Linked DNA regions of Homo sapiens: region 1 is linked to region 2. The links are chromatin loops, found by intact Hi-C in ENCODE. Cell type or tissue: heart left ventricle. All regions are shown on one strand. Links, peaks and the distances in the headings refer to the core of each region. The heading gives the core; the rest is flanking DNA. Region 1 overlaps PLEKHA6 (pleckstrin homology domain containing A6). Region 2 overlaps PLEKHA6 (pleckstrin homology domain containing A6).

Region 1 (7,439 bases), core at 1,303-6,302, 53 kb after region 2:
TTCTGGGTCATCTCTAGGTCAGGCAAGATCTGGACTCTTAATATTCAGGCACATGTGTCCATGGTGTTCCTCTGTGGTGAGGAGCCTGCCATCAGTGAACTCCAAGCAGTAGAAGGGCCGGCTGCTCTGGCAGGGGAGTGGCCTGTGCTTCACTAGGGAGACACCCATTAGGAAGGGTGGTAGGTTAGTTTCCACAGGAACAAAGAACATCTGCTCCAGCCAACTAGAGAACAGATGGGGCAAAAAATATTCTTAAAGGGGACATTAGCTCATGGAATTGGTGCCAGGGAAGTAGGCCTTTCTAAAGAAGACATGAGGGGGCAGGTTAAACCTCTTAGCCTGAGAGAACTGTGAGGCCCTAAGACAGTAGAAGACCCACGTTGCTTTGGAAAGTGCAGGAGAAAGAATGCGAGATGTTTTCTCCCCTCAATAATGGCTGTCCTCTGGGAAAATGTCTCAAAGCTGTGTCAGCTTGCTGGCTGCCGGCTCAGAGCTCCCTGAGTCCTTCGGTCAGCAGTCCTCCCCTGCCACCTTCCCTATGGACCTTAGCTCACCTATATGACACACCCCACTTCTGTTGCCAGCTCCCTCTTAAACATCCCAGGGGCTCTTCTGCACTGGGCAGTAGGAAGCTCACCTGCTTTCTCTGACCCTCCTCTTTCTTCCTGTCCTCTCAGATGGCCTGGTGTCTAGGCTGGTGACAGCCTCCCAGCACCCTTTTCTGCTGTCTTTAGACAAAATTCCCAGTGCTTTCCCTTCTTCCTCCTGTTTGCTTTCCTTTTCTTCCTCATACCAACCATGTGTGCAAAGTCTAGATGGAGACTTTGGGTCCTCTGGAAATTATCTTGTCCCTTCCTCTGGGATTAATTTGTGACTTCTGGGTACAAGTTACTGACTACTCAAAGCAGCTGAAGCCCCAGAGGGGATTTAATTATAAGGGAGCTGGGGTGTCTCTCAGAACTCAAGGTCAAAGAAATGGCTGGATCACAAGAATGGACTAGAAGCAAGAAGCTGAATGCCACAGATATGGTCTTTGCCCCTCTCTGTGTGCTGGCTCATTCACTTCTCTCATTGCAGAGAGGACTTTCAGCTTCCTGGTCAGTCTATAGGAAAGAAAAGATGGAAAAGCAGCTCCTTCCTGTGCACATCACCAATAGAATTGCCTGGAGAAGGGCTGGCCTCTTTTTTCTCTCCATCTCTGTTCCCATCCCTGGGGAGGGATTTTGGCTGAGCTGAGATCAGGTGGCTACCCCATGTAACCACAAGAGTGGGTAGGGTTTAGGCACATGGTTATTTCCTTAACCATGGATCTAGGGATGGGGCCAGTTTCTAGAAATGGGTTAGTACTTTCTGTTGCACATTAGCCCTTCTTGGACCTCCAAGCCTAGGGGAGTCTGGCCTAGAGAGTTTACACACCCCAACTCCTCTCGCTTGGCTCTTCTCCTGCCTGGCATGAGGACGGGCAAGGCCTAGCAAGGAGCAGGGTAGTCTGACTGATGGAACCTGGGGCATGGCTGTGTGTCATTGCCATTCTCCATGTGCAGAAAAGACCCGGAACCTGGACCTTGAAGGCCATTCAGTCCCCGACCCCTCCTCAGGTACCACTCTACCCTTTTAGTAAAGTCTTTCATAAATGGTTTGATTGTTCCATTTGACACTAGGGAGTCAACATTGAAAAGTCTCACTGTTGGAAAGCTCATTGTTTCTAAATTCAGTCTTTCATGATGTAACTGAATCCATCCATTGTCCCTCATTCCATCTGGGGCTCACAAGGAAGACTCAGGCCCACCATCTTGCTTAGGTTAGGATTGAATTAGTGAATATGAAACTATTTTTGCATGAGAAGACAAGGGCTTGGGCCAGGCTCTATGGGATTTGGAAGCATTTTTGACTGGCTGCTGCTCTTCATCGAAGTGAACCCCTGAGGAGAAGAGACACATGTCTGACTACTTGTGGAAATGCCCAAGAGCACTCCTCTAGATTCTTCTTTTCCAACTACTGGCTCCATGGGACCAGAGCCAATTGTGAACCATGAGAAAGGTGTGGAGGTTCAGGCAAGTCAATGGGGAGAGATATGAGGAGTAGGGGGAGGACAGCAAAGGGGTCCTAGATCAAGATGCCGTCTTCCCTCTATCACTCACATTGATGGACCTTGTGGAGGTTGGGCAACCAAAACCTGCAAAGAACCCTAAATCCTTTTGGATCTCTGATAAGAAACAGCTCATAGTTAGCAATGTAGAGGGGACTGAATTTCAGTTCCGATGTTTCTGGTGGTTCCACAAGCTGGGGGGTTGAGACAATGATAACCACGAACGTGTAACAGGCATCGTTTTAGGCATTTTATGTGAATTAAGTCACTTAATCCTCACAATAAATCCTATGAAGTAGAAACTGTTACCCACCCCCCCTGTTGCCGATGAGGAAACTGAGGCATAGAGAGATTGAATAACTTGTCCAAAGTCCCATTGCTAGTATGGAGTAGAGTCAGGATTCTAATCCAGGCATTGTGACTTCCCAGCCATCCTTCCTTTTCTCTCTGACCAACTGGGGAACCAAACAGTTCTACCCCAGGTGAACAGGAGAAAAGACTGCCTGATATCAACTCCCCCAGGACAGCGACCTTGTCCTTTGTAGCCATGTGCTAAGGCCCAGTGCCTTACACCCAGTAGAATTTCTTGTTGGAAAGAGAAAACTTAAAGGGGGACGAGGATTAGTCTTTGTCTTGAGACTTTCCAACAAGAGAAATTTACATTTAGACACTCCATGTATCCATGTATTTTCCTACCAGAAGGTAGTGTTTAGGAGTTAAATGTCACATCAAAGACAAATGTTAGAGCCAGGAGATTTTTCTTTCTAGGAAGAAGGATATGTTAGTTAGTGACTTTCTCCATCTGATTCGGATTTTATCTCTACTGTTGTCACTAAATTCTTTTCCTTTCTCTCTCCATGGAGCTGGTAGTTTAAAAAAAGAAATCTGCAGGGATGGGTACGGTGGCTCTCTGGTTATGGTGGTAATAGCCATGTTCCTAAATCTGAACTCCTTTCTTCAGGTCAAATTGCATAAGCTTTCCATGGTACTGCAGGCTTTTTCTTTCTGCTCCCCTTCACTCTGCGATGCCTCAAACCTCTCATTTCCGTCCACGCTCTCTGCAGACACAGAGTACTGAGGCTGGAAGGAGAAGGAGGGGAACAGGCAGGCCCCACTCTCTGCTCTGAGTAGTGTGTGGGAGGAGGCTGGAGAACGGAGCACTTCTCTCTGATCCTGCCTGACTCTTTTGGAGCCAGTGAGGTGGGGGTGTCTCTGAGTGAAGCAGAGGGAGGCCTGGAGGGGCTCAGGAGCTGGACTATTTCTGTAACACAGAGCACGTCTGCAGCCAGCCACAGAGAAGGTCAAACTCTGGGTGCAGGGCTGGAATGCAAGGGGCCAGGCAGCTGGGGGGAGCTGTGGTTTCACCCTTCTGGCAGCTTAGAGGGCCGCTGCAATGCCCTTTGGGGAAGGTGGGGCTACCCACAGCAAAGCGAGTAGGGGAGTGGGGAGGGACTCTGCTCTGGTAGATAGTGATGATGGTGCAGGGCATTGGAGGAGGGTAGGGGAAGGCATGCAAAATCTAAATGCCCATCACATGTGTTGGAGAGGAATTGAATTCCAAGATGTGGGGGCTTTAATTCATGCTCTCTACCATTAAAAAAAAAAATCAGGCAAAGCACTGTGTGAGAGGAAAGAGAAATAGTGCTGAGACGGGAACCAGGAGGCCACGAAACACACGCATGTGAGTGTGCACCAGTGTTCAGAAATCCACATGGGGAGGAGGATGCACTTGCACTGGCCCCTTCCAAGGCCATATCTAACACACAAATTTGTACCTATAGTCTTTTCCTTAATGAGGACCACGCCCCTCCCACCACAAATTGTATAAGCTCCAGGACCCCAGAAACCCAGATCTGTTGCTGCATCCACGACACTGACACATATGCCCTTCCTTGGTCCCCTGCCTGCACGTCATGAAGCCCCTTCCTCTGTGTGCGTGCACCCCGTAGCTTCTGTGCCTTACCCTCATCTTCCCACGTGTGTTTGTGCGGTTTGGAGCTTCTTGAGTTTCCGTTTATAGTTAGAAAATTGCCCTGCTCTGGCTCTGGCTTTGTCACAGGAGGCTCGTGTTGGCTCAGTCTGACTGCTGCTTGACCTTTGGCCACCCTGCCCTTGGCTTGGCCTGCTGTGGCCACCTAGAAGCATAATCTGTTGGTTTGTTTTCCTTCTCGGGCTGTGGGTCCTCCCCAGCTGAATCTAAGCCTCTAAAATGGGGTGAGGGTTTCAGATGAGCAGGCAGCCTTTGGAAGGAGCGCTTCCCTGAAGAACCGAAGGTGCTCAGGATGAGCAGCTCTTTTGTCCTATAATTTGCTCTAGGGGCAATGAGATTCCCTTTCTCAGGTCTAGTGGGCCCCAAGAGAACAAGGACTTGCTACACACCTTATGCAGCTGGATAGCAGCATAAGCACTAGAATTTTTTTTTTGTTGTTTGTTTTTTTTTTTTTGAGATGGCATCTCCCTCTGTCACCCAGGCTAGAGTGCAATAGCATGACCTCAGCTCACTGCAACCTCCGCCTCCCGGATTCAAGCGATCCTCTTGCCTCAGCCTCCCGAGTAGCTGGGACTACAGGCGTGTGCCACCACACCTGGTTACTTTTTGTATTTTTAGTAGAAACAGGGTTTCATTATGTTGGCCAGGCTGTACTTGAACTCCAGACCTCAGGAAATCCACCCACCTTGGCCTCCCAAAGTGCTGGGATTATGGGCATGAGCCAATGCGCCTGGCCTAGAACTGGGTCTTCTTAGTCAATTATTTCTGTCCAGTAATGTTGACCCTTAGAATGGACTGCTTTCAACCATGACACACACACAAAAGCCCACCTCCCAGTTCAAATTACACTAGGAACAGACCTCCCTCACATTTGAGATTCTCAGGTGTTAATTGTTCTGGCTCCTAAGTACAGGGGAGAGGGTACTATCTTGATGGATAACTTCTTTAGGAACAAATTATTAAGCATCCATCTGTAGGTGTCAAAGTGGTGAGGGGTTTTATAATCAAAATTGAGCCACTGTCTCCTAAGGATAAATAGCCCAAGGCAGATGCAGACAGATAATAATGATTATTAGCATTTATTGAACATTTACTAAGTGCCAGAACCTTTCATAAATTTTTTGTGGGTATAATCTTATTTACTCCTGTGACGAACCCATGAAGAAGGTCCGTATATTATCCCGTTTTCACAGATGGGGGAATGAAAGCACAGAGAGGTTAAGTTTCTCACCCAGAGTCCCTTAGGTAGTAACTGGTGGAGCCGGGATTGGAACTGGGGCAGTCTGACTCCAGAGCCAAAAATCTCAAGGCTAATGCGGATTCAACTCAATAAAAATAAACGAAAGGATTAGCTGGTAGGATGATGCATGAGAAGGGAATTTCAAGTTGCACAACTAACATAAAGTGGGAAGAAAGCTGGCTTTGGGCTGTGTCCTGGGCTCTAATCCCAGTTCTCTCACTTCCTAACTGTGTAGCCTTGGGCTAATAACCTGACCTCTCAGGTTCTTCCTCCGCAACAGCAGGACAGCAATACCTATCTCTGGGGGTTAAGCAGAGAATTCGCTAGCATCATGACTTGGATAGGTGTTAATTTCCTTTTTCTTTCTGTGCTAGTTGTCAAGTTTTCCTGGGAGGGTGAAGGGTAATTTGGGAATTCAAGGTTAATTCTTATTTCAAGAAGAAATGTCCAACCAGCCCTCCAGTACCCTATCTTCTGGACAAGATTTTCTGCCATCACCACTTCCTCCGTATCCTCCTGGGATGGCCTGGAATTGGAGGAGAGACAGGCTGGAGAGAGAGAAGGGTGTTTGGCTTAATGCAGCTGTCAAGCAGCTGTCACGCTCTGGCCACTCTTTCTTCATCTTCTCTTTTTCCTTTTAAAAACAAGGACATTCTCTTGCATAACCACAGTACAATTAACAGACTCAGGAAACTTAATAACATCGATACAATTCTATTATCTAATATACAGTCCATATTGAAATTTCACCAGTTGTCCTAATAATGTCATTAGAATCCAATTCAGGATCATGTCTCTTTCCTCTCAGTCTGGAAAGTCCCTCAGCCTTTCTCCATGTTCATGCATTGAAGTTTTCTTAAAGAGCACAGGATCCTCTCTGGGACTTCCTGAGCCTTGTCCCGTCTTTCCTCATCCCTGAGCAGGGCTGACTAGAGTAAGGCGATTAATACACTCCCCTTAGGTACAAAATGTCTTACATTTTGCCAAATGGGTGCCAAAAAACTCGGTAGTCAAGATAAATAACATTTCAATGCAATAATTTTAAAATCAAAATCAATGCAAACATTTCATGAAGAACAAAATAGTAACATTCGAAATAAAGACAGGATCTAAAACAGTGCCACTTTAAGCCAAATTGGAGGCTGAGGCAAAAGGGAAATTCCAGTGATACTGGTCCTGTCTTTATTTGAAATGTTGGTATTTCATTCATCATGGGTTTTTAATGTTAATTTTTATTTCAAAAATATCGCGTTAAAATAAGTCTTGATTGGCCGGGTGCAGTGGCTCATGCTTGTAATCCCAGCACTTTGGGAGGCCAAGGCGGGCGGATCACCTGAGGCCAGGAGTTCGAGATCAGCCTGGCCAGCATGGTGAAACCGTATCTCTACTGAAAATACAAAAATTAACTGGGTGTGGTGGCACATGCCTGTAGTCCCAGCTACTTGGGAGGCTGAGGCAGGATAATCGCTTGAACTTGGGAGGCAGAGGTTGCAATGAGCCAAGATCGCGCCACTGCACTGCAGCCTGGGTGACAGAGCAAGACTCCATCTCAAAGAAAAAAAAAAAGTCTGATTACTGAGTTTTTGGATGCCCCTTAAACTTTGTGCTCCCTCCCCCACTCCCACAGTGTGGGCTTGCTCCCTCTCCCAGTCATCCCACCCTCAGAACAAGTTGGGGGAGAGAGGTGGGGCTCCATGCCAGGAGGAGGAAGGTTAGGGTACAGAGAAGAGGCGGGAGGGGAGGGGTACAGAGGCCTGGAACGCAGCCGTGTGTCTGGCCGGGAGCTCTCTAACACTAACAGCTTCCAGCTGCTTCCACAACCTCCAGACTTCCGCCTTGGGAGTGGCATTTGGTTGTTTTTTATTCCCCCTCTTCACATCAAATGTGTGATCTAATTAGACTTTGCATCCCTCATTTCTATCAGTCTTCCCTGTCTTGCAGTGCTCCCCTTAGTTGACCTGTCCTGACCCTGTTTCCATCCATCCCAGGAGCCTCTCAGGTGCTGCCACTGGCATGCTCCAGGAGCATCCACCCAGTGCTGGGTGAGCACCACAAAGACCAAGCCAGGGCAAGAGACACAGGTAGGCGTCAGCCAGGGTGAGGGAAATGGGGGGCATCAG
Region 2 (7,439 bases), core at 1,407-6,406:
TCTCCTCAGCCTTGCCTCTCACTCCACTGTACTTCTTCAAGGCAAGAGATGGCCTGATTTGTCTTATTTGTATCTGTGATGTTTCACGCAGAGCCAGTCACAAAATGGTTGGTAACTGCTTTTTGATTGGCTGAGTGAATGAGACAGGGTGATGTGGTAGAGACAGCATGGAATTAAGTGGTGGGTAGAACTTGGGAGCCTGGCCCTACCATTTGCTTTGGGTACATACTTACTGCATGCTCCTTATGTACCAGGCAGGTACTAGGTTGCAAAAATGAATTTTTATTTTGATTTATTTATTTTTGAGATGGGGCCTCACTCTGTCCCCCAGGCTGGAATGCAGTGGCATGATCATAGCTCACTGTAGTCTCCACCTCCTAGGCTCATGCAGTCCTCCCACCTCAGCCTCCTGAGTAGCTGGGACCACAGGCATGCACCACCACACCTGGCTGATTATTTTATTTTTTGTAGAGACAGAGTCTCACTTTGTTGCCCAGGCTAGTCTTAAACTCCTGGGCTCAAGTGATCCTCCTGCCTCGGCCTCCCAAAGTATTGGGACTACAGGCGTGAGCCACTGTGACCGGTCAAAAAAAAATTTTTAAACTCACGCTCTTGTAAGGGAGCAGATGAGTGAGCAAACGACCATGCTGTATATGATACAGACATATGCTACATATGTTGGTGGCCAAAAAAGAAAAGGATAGACTCTCCTAGGAGGTTCCCCAAGGCAGAAACCTTAAGCCGGGTCTCAGCTTGGGAAAATTACTTAACCTCTCTGGGTCTCTGTTTCCTAAGCTATCCTGTTAGGAGACTGAAGTCTCCGCAGCGGCAAGGAGTAAATGAAATAAAATAATATGAAGAAAACATGTGGCACTGGATAGTCTTTTTTTCTTTTTTCTTTTCTTTTTTTTTTTGAGACGGAGTCTCGCTCTGTGGCCCAGGCTGGAGTGCAGTGGTGCGATCTTGGCTCACTGCAACCTCTGCCTCCCAGGTTCAAGCAATTCTCCTGCCTCAGCCTCCTGAGTAGCTGGGATTACAAGGCATGCGCCACCATGCCGGGCTAATTTTGGTATTTTTAGTAGAGATGGGGTTTCACCATGTTGGCCAGGCTGGTCTCAAATTCCTGGCCTCAAGTGATCTGTCTGCCTTGGCCTCCGGAAGTGCTGGGGTTACAGGTGTGAGCCACCACACCTGGCCTAAATAATCTTTTTTTTTGAGACAAAGTCTCACTCTGTCACCCAGGCTGGAGTGCAGTGGCGAGATCTCGGCTCACTGCAACCTCCGCCTGCCAGGTTCAAACGATTCTCTTGCCTCAGCCTCCTGAGTAGTTGGGATTACAGACATGCACCACCACGCCTGGCTAATTTTTGTATTTTTAGTAGAGATGAGTTTTTACCATGTTGGGCATGGTGAAACTTAATAACTTAATAAAAGTTAAAAATGTCACCTTGAAACCAGGCCTGGGATTGGTTGGTGGGAGGAGCTTGGGGAGGGCAGGAGCTGAAGGAATTCCAGGAAGCTGGTCCCTACACAGCCTCACCCTGTCTCTGCTGGTTAGTACCTGTGCAGCCTTGAGTAAGTCCCTCACCTTCTCTAAGTCTCAGGCACTCTATCTGCGAAGTGAGGATAATATGATTGTTGTATGGCTCAATTGAGAAACTTCACACAAGTCACCTACAACATGCTAGGCACATAGTAAGTACTAGAAAATATTAGCTCTTCCTTATGATTTTTACCACCATATTTCACAGAGAGACCACATCTGCACGCTGACACACGCATGTTGCATATGTGTGGACTCCTGGATATGCTCAGGAAGGGCGGAGGGTGAGAGGGCCTGGGGTTAGGCTGAATGACAGCTGGCTGCTGCTCAGCCTGAGAAGCCTTCCTGGAGGTGAGGCGACCGGAACTCTGTAGAGAAGGTGGGAGGGGTCGGGTTCGGCTTGGGTGATGGAACTGGGGAGGACGGCTTGTGGTTCATGCCCAAGTTGGGGGAGCCTGCTTCATGGGAAACATGTCAAAGGGAAAGGTGGCCCCTGACAGCAGGAACTTAGTTATCTCAGGCACGTAGGCCACCTCCCCCCCGCCACACCCCACTCCCCCTGCCTGGGCCAGTCCTGCCAGCAGCATCCCAGCTGCTCGGTAGCCCGGCTGGTCCCCTGACCTTCCTAAGCAAGGCAGCCTGGCGGCCATGCTGGGTTGCCGTGGTAACTGGCGGCCTCCCAGCTGGGTTGCCCGGGTAACCGGTTAGCTGGCGTTCGGAGAGGAGGGTGGTGAGCTGGGGGAAGTCAGCCTCAAAAGAGGCAGAGAAGGACAAGGGCTGGACAAGGAGGAAGACAGATCCCAGATGCCCCCAGCACAGCCCTCTCCTCTCTCCCTCGTGGGACTGGGAAAGCCAGAAAAAGGCAGGTAGGAAAGAATGTTGTGCTGTTTCCGACCCTTTGTGTGTATGTTTTGCAGTGTGAGTCGTCTTGGCCTTCATGGGACGTTTAGGGGATTTGACAGGGCGGCTCAGGAGCTAACCCTGGCAGTGATAAAACCAGGGGCCATCCAAACCAAGACGTCAGTCCTGGTCCTCCCCCCGCCCCCATCTCCCAGACAATTTTACCTCTTTGAGCTTTGATTTCTTCATCTGTAAAATGGAGAGAACTTGGACCTCCAGAGCACACGTTTGGGAGCAGTGCCTGGCACCGTCAGCGGTGGGTTCCTTCCTCTCCTTCCATAGTGATTTTTGATTTGGTGGCTGCTTTCCAGCCTGTGAAGAGCTTGCACTAGAGGCCAACCCTGCTCTGAGCCCAGCCCTGCGGAGGGGATGGTGGTGGGATGGTTGGAATTCTTGACAAATTAGAGACATGGCTCTTACCTCAAGGAGTTTACCAGCTCACTCTGCTGAGGGCAGAACACAAGTTACACAGGTTGGAACATCTGCAAGAGCAAGAAAGGTTTTTTTATTTTTGTTTTTGTTTTTGAGACACGGTCTTACTCTGTCACCCATGCTGGAGTGTCCTGGTGACATCATAGCTCATTGCAGCCTTGACCTCCCTGGCTCAAGCCATCCTCCCACCTCAGCCTCCCAAGGAGCTGGGACTACACGTGCTTGCCACTGTGCCCAGCTAATTTTTGTATTTTTTGGTAGAGACGGTTTCACCATGTTGTCCAGGCTGGTCTTGAACTTCTGGGCTCAAGTGAGCCATCTGCCTCAGCTTCCCAAAGTGCTGGGATTACAGACATGAACCACTGCGCCTGGCCAGAATGTTTTAAAAGGAAGACATCGAAATTTTTGACTGCAACCAGTAGAAATACATTCCAGGAGCACATGCGTGTTACCCTTACTGTAAGTGGTGCATGTCATATTGCAGTCTTGTCTGGCCTATACATATTTATTTTTAAAGATAGTCTTCACCCTTCAACTTGCTTTCGCACTCACAGATGAGTCACTTCTTTCAGTGAAACACTGAGACAGCATGCGCACTAAGGCTCTTCAGGTATGTATAGGCCCTCCCCCACTGCTCTCACCTTCCAGGTGCCATCACCTGGGGCATCCTCGCCACTCTGATCTATGAAGTCAACGAGACTGAGAAGTCTCATGACTTGCCTAGGGCCAGAAGCAGCAAGTCCTGGAGCCAAGGCTCGAGCTGGGTCTCTGTTGCTCAGGTCCACAGCCCACCCTAACGCCTGCTGAATCTGCTGCCCAGTTTTATTCCTGCTGTGAGGAGAACTCAAGGATTCTTTTTTTTTTTTTTTTTTTGAGATGGAGTCCTGCTCTGTTGCCCAGGCTGGAGCGCAGTGGCGTGATCTTGGCTCACTGCAACCTCTGGCTCCTGGGTTCAAGTGATTCTCCTGCCTCAGCCTCCCAAGTAGCTGGGATTACAGGCACACACCACCATGCCCAGCTAAATTTTTTGTACTTTTAGTAGAGACGGGGTTTCGCCATATTGGCCAGGCTGGTCTCGAACTCCTGACCTCAAGTGATCCGCCCGCCTCGGCCTCCCAAAGTGCTGGGATTATAGGCGTGAGCCACCGCACCCGGCCAAGAACTCAAGGATTCTTATAGGGAGAGAAAGAGAGATCTCAAGATCCAAACAGATCCCAGGTGTCTGTCCTGGCCCCCTTAAAATTGAGGGCCTGGAGCCAGGCCCGGAACTCAGGCTCCTCTTGTCTGCTGTCTCAGGGACTGCAGAGGCTGGGACTGAGGAGAGCTGTGAAAAGAGAAGGCCAAGCTTGAAGCAGTCTGGGTGTTCCCTCCGTGTCTGAGGGGAGTCAGCCGGGAAGGATGGGTGGGGCTAGCTGCGTGGGCTGAAGCTAACCCCTCCCGACAAGCTGTTCTGGTTGCCAAGCAACTGGACCTCACTGTGAGGGCAGACTTGGTGTCAGGGGCCCAGGCCATGCCTAGAGGCCTCAGGCTTCTGGGAGGTTTTTTGACAGGAAAGCCTTAAACCAGTCCCCAGAGAAGCCCGTTTCTCATTGTCTATCTCCCATCTGACAATGGAGATGACAGTCAGCAGGATGTCTGCCAAGTGTGGCCTTGAGCACAGGCTAAGGTCAGCAGGGTGGGGGAGATGGCGGGGGGGGGGTTTGGCACCTGGGGGCTGAGTTGGGAGTGCCTGAAGCAAGAGGGGCGCGAGTGGCTGTGGAATACCCAGGCCAAATGCTGACCCTATAAATATTTATTGTGATAAAATAAAGATAAGGCCTGGAATGAGAAGCAGGAGCGAATGAAGGAATCCACACTGCTCGGTTCCATTTTCAGCCATGCTGTGTGAATTCAGCCTGTGTGTCCATCTCTCAGGACCGGGTTGGTTTGTGTGGGGTTCACTAGCTGGTACCATTCCTTCCCTTCCCAAATGGACTTTGCTCTTTGCAAACAGAAGAACGGGCAAGGCATTTATGGCTGGGAGACATTTCCTTGCTGTTTGGGCGTATTCTCTTTTCAGCTTCAAGCTGCCCAACCTGCCCTGTGTTGAAGGGAGGGCTGAAGGGTGGCTGATGGCTGAATTAGGGCCCGTGGCTTGAGGAGAAGGTTGCAGAGGGTCAAGAAGCTTCAGCTCTAGCCATGTCCTGGTCTCTCTAGGTTTCTTGTTAATTTACTCAGCACCCACTGCTTTAAGCAGCATTTCCAACTGTAAAAATGAGAGCAGTCAGAAGGTATCTTGTCCAGGCTCTTGATTTGTTATTTACGGCTCTTGGTGCCTCTGTAACATGTGGTGTTACAGGCCAGGGTGGTGGGTGTGTGCGACTAGGAATTCCGCTGAAATTCAAGTTGGATGTACGTTTCTAGCTCCAGCTGGGTGAGTAGAGGCTGGGGAGATGGTGGGTTTCTGATAAGGAGAATCGGTACTTCAGGATGGTACCAGCTGGCAAGGAGAGCATGCCCAGTGCTTCAAGAAGAGCTGATTTACACTGTGAAATTGGATGAGTATCTTTCTTATAGGAACCCCTAATCTCTGCATCCATATACTCTGCCATCTACCCACTCAATATACTCTATTCTCCCAGCTTGTCCAGGGTGACCTTTTGTTGCGGGAAGTCAGGGACCCAAAACGGAGGGACCGACTGAAGCCATGGCAGAAGAACGTGGTTTGTGAAGATTTCATGGACATTTATTAGTTCCCCAAATTAATACTTTTATAATTTCTTATGCCTGTCTTTACTGCAATCTCTAAACATAAATTGTGAAGATTTCATGGACACTTATCGCTTCCCCAATCAATACCCTTGTGATTTCCTATGCCTGTCTTTACTTTAATCTCTTAATCCTGTCATCTCGTAAGCCGAGGAGGATGTATGTCACCTCAGGACCCAGTGATAATTGCGTTAACTGCACAAATTGTAGAGCATGTGTGTTTAAACAATATGAAATCTGGGCACCTTGAAAAAAGAACAGGATAACAGCAGTGTTTAGGGAACAAGAGAGATCACCTTAAACTCTGACAGCCAGTGAGCCAGGCAGAACAGAGCCATATTTCTCTTCTTTCAAAAGCAAATGGGAGCCTTTCGGCCATAACTGCCATCTTCCAGTAATTCGCCAAAATGACGAATACAAAGGGAAAGAGGAGAGGCACCCGATGTATGTTCTCTAGGCCTTTTAGAAAACATGGAGTTGTTCCTTTGGCCACGTATATGCGAGTCTATAAGAAAGGTGATATTGTAGACATCAAGGGAATGGGTACTGTTCAAAAAGGAATGCCCCACACGCGTTACCACGGCAAAACTGGAAGAGTCTACAATGTTACCCAGCATGCTGTTGGCATTGTTGTAAACAAACAAGTTAAAGGCAAGATTCTTGCCAAGAGAATTAATGTGCGTATTGAGCACATTAAGCACTCTAAGAGCCGAGATAGCTTCCTGAAACGTGTGAAGGAAAATGATCAGAAAAAGAAAGAAGCCAAAGAGAAAGTTACCTGGATTCAACTAAAGCGCCAGCCTGCTCCACCCAGAGAAGCACACTTTGTGAGAACCAATGGGAAGGAGCCTGAGCTGCTGGAACCTATTCCCTATGAATTCATGGCATAATAGGTGTTAAAAAAAAAAAAAGCAAATGGGAGAAATATCGCTGAATTCTTTTTCTCAGCAAGGAACATCCCTGGGAAAGAGAATACAAAGAGTCTGTTTCTGAGGTGATGGGTCACTTACCCATGGCCACATTGGGAAGTGAGGGAGGAATCAGAATTAGAATTTATGGATGTTTCCATGTTTCCTGCCGAGCCATCTTCTTGCCCCTCGTGTGACCCAACTGTGAGTGTGGGTGTGTATTAACCAGTAAGAGAAATGGAGGTGTGGGGGATGTGGTTATTTATTTGACTCCACTTTGTCATGGCTTCCCCTGTGGTCATGGCTCATTTGTGGTGGCTCAGAGCTGCCCGGCTGGCCACCCTCAGGTGCCCAGACCCGTGTTCTGGAAGAGGCAGGTGGTAGATGCTGCCTCCTCTAGGGGGGTGAGAGTGAGAGTGTTTGCTGCTCTCATGTTCCCATGCATACAGAGAGGGCCTGTCAGCTGCTCTAGGTATAATCGAGGGGGCTGTCAGACAGTGCAGAAATCTAGTCACAAAGCAGCTGAGGCAGGGCTTAGAGGCAGAGCTAGGGTGGAGGGAGAATCAGAGACCACACCCAGTGCCAGTAGTCTTCCTTGCTCCCTGCTGCCCACTTGTGATTGAGGAGGGGGCTATCCAATGGGGCAGCAGCTCCTCTAGGAGCCATAGCTTCCCTTTGCAGAACAGGCCTTCTCTGAATCCAGAAACCAAGTGTCCCCACTTAAAGCCAGCTTAACCATCTGGTGGTGGCTAGCAGGGTGAGCTTCGCTCATTCTCTTCTTTTCTCTGTACTCCTCTCCACACCTTTCTGCTCTTCCTTGCTATCCCTGTAACAGGGGTCACTTTTCTTGTGTGTGTTCAGATGTGAGTGTGGAGAGCGACTGGGAAGTTGGGTGAGCTGATTTTCTC

The links. A loop is a pair of places that touch in the nucleus more often than their neighbours do. Peaks named below come from ENCODE experiments on the same cell type or tissue, not always from the same donor. Only the 100,000 strongest peaks of a DNase experiment are listed, where the experiment ranks them.
Region 1: a loop joins it to region 2, with 1.8 times the contacts of the local background. A loop is called at or near these places in 15 of 110 quality-filtered maps.

What each region holds. Positions count from the first base shown.
Region 1 is chr1:204,292,584-204,300,022 of GRCh38, reverse strand. All of the region lies in intron 1 of PLEKHA6 (pleckstrin homology domain containing A6), which reads left to right. Among named protein-coding and RNA genes, the nearest start is that of PLEKHA6, 64 kb to the left of the region's middle. RefSeq lists an enhancer at 3,804-4,695. In heart left ventricle, for the core only: a CTCF peak has its summit at 3,439; no DNase peak of the experiment used is centred there; H3K27ac peaks cover 3,840 bases.
Region 2 is chr1:204,345,850-204,353,288 of GRCh38, reverse strand. All of the region lies in intron 1 of PLEKHA6 (pleckstrin homology domain containing A6), which reads left to right. It also overlaps the pseudogene RPL21P19. Among named protein-coding and RNA genes, the nearest start is that of PLEKHA6, 10 kb to the left of the region's middle. RefSeq lists an enhancer at 3,957-4,695. In heart left ventricle, for the core only: no CTCF peak of the experiment used is centred there; DNase peaks (open chromatin) are centred at 2,208 and 4,278; H3K4me3 peaks cover 723 bases; H3K27ac peaks cover 1,979 bases.